Linked DNA regions of Homo sapiens: region 1 is linked to region 2. A link is a loop called in an ENCODE intact Hi-C map of the cell type or tissue named here. Cell type or tissue: HepG2. All regions are shown on one strand. Each heading gives the region's core, and the rest is flanking DNA. Links, peaks and the distances in the headings are about the cores only. Region 1 overlaps SLC44A1 (solute carrier family 44 member 1). Region 2 overlaps SLC44A1 (solute carrier family 44 member 1).

Region 1 (2,921 bases), core at 220-2,719, 79 kb after region 2:
CTTCCTCCCACCTCAGCCTCCTGAGTAGCTGAGACCAAAAGCACACGACACCATACCTGGCTAATTTGTTTTGCTATTTTTTGTAGAGATGGGTCTCACTATATTGCCCAGGATGGTCTAGAACTCCTGGCTTCAAGTAATCCTCCTGCCTCAGCCTCCCAAAGTGTTGGGATTATACGTGTGAGCCACCAAACCCAGCCTTTTTTATTTCTTATAGCTGTAACATCATAAGTAGTTCAAAATGAAGAATTTTCTGAGATCATAATCATGATTATATTATCACAAATCTACAAAAACAAACAAACTTTAATACCTTCCCTGCTACTTAAATATCTTGAAGTAATCATGTTTCCAATTTTTCCATCTTCCTGCTGGTTTTTTTACTTTACATATTATAAACATATCCAGAAGTCAAACACTTCCATTTAATAATTTTCAGCATTTCTGGCAACCTTAAAAATTTGAATAAAAGTTGCTTTTAAGGGTTTTCCTACTAAATAAGTCTAAATATCTGGTTGTGGGATATTGTAGAGAGTAACTAAAAGGAATAATAATATTTTCACAAAAAAATAAATTCCAGGGGTTTATCAACCAAATGTTTGTTAAATGAATCCTATTATACAACATTATCATATTATACAATTACAAAGGAGTCCCCCAGAGGGGAAAAACTGGCATCCCTCTATTGAGTATAATAAAACATACTGAAAAATGTAAATCTGTTTTTTAAATTGCCAAAAAAATTACTAAATTTTACACAATGCATAAATTCAAAATTGGAACATTATGCTATGCTATATTCCAAATAAATTAGAAAACAAAAAGTATCAAAAAGGAGGAAATATTACTGTGTCAAAAACTTTAACCATCTTCACAGAGTGAATTCCCACAGCAGAGATAACAATGTCTAACTCTTTAATGACTTAAATTTTTCACCAGCTCAAACACGTTTTCTTTACAACGCTTGCCATAAAGTCTCACCCATTTGTGCCTGCTATAAAAACATCACCACTGTAAATCTGACTGGTCCATTACTTGAGCGCACTAGCCCTTTCCTGTCCACCTTGACCCAGTAACTTACACCTTTATAAGTATACTTGCTCCATACGTGACATGTATACCTTCAACAGACAAGCTGCTTAAGAGAGCCCTGAACATGCTGTTAAGAGTCTTCCAAAGAAGAATCGTTTTAAAATTCTTATAATGAATTTTAAAACCCCAGTGTTCTAAGGTAGGAGTTCAATCACCTCTATCCATGGAGGGAAACAGAATATCTGTTAATTCATTCAAATATTTCATGAGTACCTACCATGTATTGGTACCAGCTAAGCACCAAGATGGCAATAAACAAAGCAAACACGGCCCCTCTCTTCATCAACTCAGCCTAGAGCAAGGGTCAGCAAACATTTTCTGTAAAGGGACACAGAGTAAATATTTATGCTTGCAGGCCATAAGGCCTCTGTCACAACTACTCAACTCTGACACTGTCATATGAAAGCAGCTATAGACAAGTAAATGAATTAATATGACTGTGTCCCAATAAAACCTTGTGAATGAAATTAAAATTTCATAATTTATTAAATAAATTTCTCATGAAATCATATTCTTTTGATTTGTTTCAACCACTTAAAAACGTAAAGACCATTCTTAGCTCGTAAGCCATAAAAAACAGGTAGCAGGTCAGATTTGGCCCATGGGCTGTAGTTTGCCGCCACCTAGTCTAGACATTAATATTAACTGTAAAATTACGTGTTTACTGCTTTAAGTGCTCACAGGGAAAACACATAAGGCTATGAGAGTTTAATGAGGAGACATGGCCTAGTTTGAAGGGATCAGAAAAGGCTTTTCCAAGGAAGTGACTTTCAGACTGAAACTTAAAGCAACCAGCCAAAAGCCAGGGAGCAAAGCAAAGAGCCTCCTAGACAAGTGAACCACATATGCAAAAGCCCTCTAAGAGGAAGGAATACAACCAACTGAAGAATCTGTGAGGCTGCAGTGCAATGAGCAAAGAAAAGCACACCACAAGGTGACCCTATAGAGAGATGGAGAACAGCCACACACAGGGTCTTGTTGTCCAGGGTCAAGGGTTCTGGTCTTTGTCCTAAGAGCAATGGGAAACCATTAAAGGGTTTTAAGTAGGAGAGGAACACAATTAGCTTGGGATTTTTCAAAGATCACCAAGACTGCAATACGAAGAAAAATTAGAAGGGAGCATGAACAGTTACGGAGAGATCTGTAACCAAGGTACTGGGCTGGAGATGACAGAGGCTTGAACCGGAGTGCTGGCAGTGACGTTGAGAAGGTCAAAGAGGCAAGATGTGGTGACTAGATATAGAAGAGTGAGAGGCAGGTTCCCTACAGGACTCGAGTCTCCAGTTTCCACAACCAGGGCATTGGTATCATTCGGTGAACCAGAGATAAAGTACTGAAAAAGCCGGGGGTGAGGGGTACGATTTTGAGGACAGATTTAAACATGCTGAGTTTGAGTTGCCTGTACAATATTCTAGTGTAAATGCTAATTAATCAGTTGGATATAAGGATCAGCGACCAGGACAGTAATTTAGTTTGGGAACTGTTAACATACAGACTGTAACTGAAGCCATACGAGGGATGAAATTACCTAGAGAAAGGGTAAGGAAGAGTGGCTCTCAAACTTGGTGACACACGAGGGCTACCAGGGGAACTTTTAAAAGTTTTGATGCTGGCTACTCTGGGTGTACTATTATGGGTTAGCCCTGCTCTGCAAGAAGCACTTATAAAACAGAAAAAAAAACTTTTTTTGATGCCCAGCCCGCAGTCTTGGACCAATACATAAGAATCTTTGGGAATAGGACCCAGGCATCACTTCCATAACATTTGTAAACTTCTCCAAGTGATTCCAATGTGCAGCCAAGGATGAAAGGAAAAGAAAGCCTGAGACA
Region 2 (2,921 bases), core at 322-2,821:
GTGTGGTGGCAGGCACCTGTAATTCCAGCTACTTGGGAGGCTGAGGCAGGAGAATCGCTTGAACCCAGGAGGCGGAGATTGCAGTGAGCCGAGGTCGCACCACCGCACTCCAGCCTGGGCAACAGAGCGAGACTGTGTCTCAAAAAAAAAAAAAAAAAAAGAAACAAAGAAGGAAAAGAAAAGATATTAAGCTTAATTCTCTATGCCTTTCACATATTCAAATGCACACACATGAAGTTAAAAATAACATACAGACCTTGACCTTAGGTTCAGATTCTATTAACATTTGTTGGGTGTGTAGGTGTTAGTCACTGTCACATTCAAGAACTTATTTGATCTTTGCAACAACTCTGTGAGGTAGGGGCCATAACTATTCCAAAGATGTTAAAACTGAGGCCTTGAGGCCTAACCACCAGGCCCAAGAGAGCTAGTAGGTGCCAAAGCATGAATTCAAACATAGTACCTCTGATTCTGAGTTTCACTGTTTCCATTCTGCACTATTCCAAAATATTTCCTACAAATATCATTAGTAAATTTAACTGTTCTCTATTAACTTTGAATATTCTGTTTCCAGCATTCTGAAGTTCATCCAATCCATGGCAACATGCTTAAAAGTAATTATACTTTAACTAATTCATATTTAACTGAATATTTATAGGAGGCCAAGTGCTTGTATCAAACCAATTTATGATTTATTAAAACTGCACTTTCTTGCCTTTTGATTGGAAAATGTCCTTAACCAGGTAAATAAATGCTTACATTAGTTTTTCAGTTTTCACTTTAAACAAAATGAACTGATAGTTTTATTTTTAGACAATGAAACAAATAATCGTAATAAGCATGGTATTGACAAACCAGATTATTGTAACTGAAAACTACAGATGAGTATTTCAGCTGAGAGGGTAACACGCAGTATCCACCTACTTTCACTCCCAACAGGGCAAGGATCAGGAAAGAGATGCAGCACATACATTTTGAAAAAGCTTCTCAGGCCAACTCTGATTATGTGCCTTGGCCTCCATACCTCCCCCTTCCCTATGCCATCTCCAAGGTGGAGAGCCCATGTCACAGATAATCCATAAACCTAAGTTAAGAGCAAGTTTGTCGTTGTTATCCTCAGTGAATCTTTTACTAAGCTTATTAATAACTTAAATACAGCTTTAAGTTTCATATCCTTTAGAGGAACAGGAATAAATAAAATACCAAAAGTGAGAATGAAAGACAAGAAGCAGTAACAGAAAAATACTCTATAAACAAAACAGCCTAGACACCTGCAGGCATTGGCATATACAATATGCACATAGCATGATCAGATGATACAGAAATGCATTTGCAAAGGGAATTGCAAAACAGCCTAAGTAAGCTTTGAACTTAAAAGGTAGATGGGAATGGAGAAAAATGCTCAGACCAAACTGCAAAGCAAACATTACAGAGGACAGCTGGTAAGGCATGTAAATGTGTATTTATTACAGTTGGGGTGGTTTCCAGAAATTATCTGAGGAAGAGGAAAAGGTTTATTTTTAAATGGATATTTTTGAGATACAATAACAAATTATCCCAACAGGCAGGAAAAGGAGAGATGTCTGAATAAAATGCTCTGTCTACAAGGTGAACGAGGAGGACAGATGCACCAAAGATGAAAACAGGGAAACGAGACAAAGGTGGGACATTATATCACTGAAACTCAGGAAAAAGGATAAGAGTCAGAAAAGAAGTGACTTTTAAAGCTGCACTCAGAGCAAGATTAAAATGAATGATATGATGCCATAGAAGGTTTAAAACTGGTTTAAACTTCTGTTTTGCTTTTACTTTCTTTACTGAAGATAGGAGAAGGTAAAGAAAATAAGATTCACCAATAATTTACTTTGAGTCACAAAGCATTACAGGCTTTAGCCTCACAACATCCTAATTCAACAAATGATGGAACTGACTGGCAAGCTGGGTGACTAACCTAACTTTCCAGTTCAAACTGTAAAGTGAGAATAAATGCAAAGGAAAGTGAGTTACAGACCAGCAAGTCAGTTGATTAAATCAGTGCAATCTTCTGGGATCCCTGGAGATCCCTAATCTTCTGGGATCCCTGACAGACAAAGCCCTACCTGTACATGATATAGGGCTGTACTCTATGTGGTATGCAACACTCACGTGACAGGAATTAAATAGGATAAGAAAAACTTCATTTATAACAAACATTACTAGGTGTATACTCCTGGGCCAGACCCTTTGGATACCAAATTCATAAAATATAGTTCTTGAATGCAAGTAAGTTACAGTCTAGAGAAGAACACACAAAAATATATACAGTCATTTAAAAACCATGTGATAGGAGGCAAGGCTGAGATGTCAGTGGAAATTGTGTAATTCTGCATGGAGGATAAGGGGTTAGAGAAACCATTAAGGAGGAGGAGGCAGTATCTAAGCCATATTTTGAAATTGAGTAGGAATTTTCCAGACAGATGGGGAAGGGAGCACTCTAGGCAGAGAAAACTGCATGTCTAAAAGCACAGAATCATGAAAGAGCATATTTAAGGAACTGCAAATAATCTGATAAAGTCGACTATAGGATGGGGTATCAAAGAGCTATGCACCAAGGAGAAGCAGGGGATAGAAAATGTAGCCGTCCTTAGAATCTGGAAGATCTTACAGCTCTTCCATTAGGCAACACGTACTCAAATGGCCACGGAACAGTGATACCCTGGTATGGCCAGCCCCTCGAATTGAAGGCTAGAGAGGGAATGGCTGGGGAACAGCAGCGCTGATCCAGAGATGAGCCTTTGCCATTAAATTGCCTCCTGCTGCCATGGCAACTCTGTGACAAGACTTTTTGGAGCAAAAGGTGGCAAGCAGATACTAGATCTGCTGGCCGCCTCCTGCCGAATTTGGCTGCCTCCTGCCGAATTTGGCTGCTCTCCTCTCCAATC

What was found. Peaks named below come from ENCODE experiments on the same cell type or tissue, not always from the same donor. Only the 100,000 strongest peaks of a DNase experiment are listed, where the experiment ranks them.
Region 1: a loop joins it to region 2, with 4 times the contacts of the local background. A loop is called at or near these places in 13 of 110 quality-filtered maps.

What each region holds. Positions count from the first base shown.
Region 1 is chr9:105,250,725-105,253,645 of GRCh38, reverse strand. The region is part of intron 1 of SLC44A1 (solute carrier family 44 member 1); the gene reads right to left. Among named protein-coding and RNA genes, the nearest start is that of SLC44A1, 7.5 kb to the right of the region's middle. In HepG2, for the core only: a CTCF peak has its summit at 1,698; a DNase peak (open chromatin) is centred at 1,415; H3K4me3 peaks cover 1,138 bases.
Region 2 is chr9:105,329,358-105,332,278 of GRCh38, reverse strand. The region is part of intron 3 of SLC44A1 (solute carrier family 44 member 1); the gene reads right to left. Among named protein-coding and RNA genes, the nearest start is that of SLC44A1, 86 kb to the right of the region's middle. In HepG2, for the core only: no CTCF peak of the experiment used is centred there; DNase peaks (open chromatin) are centred at 328 and 1,368.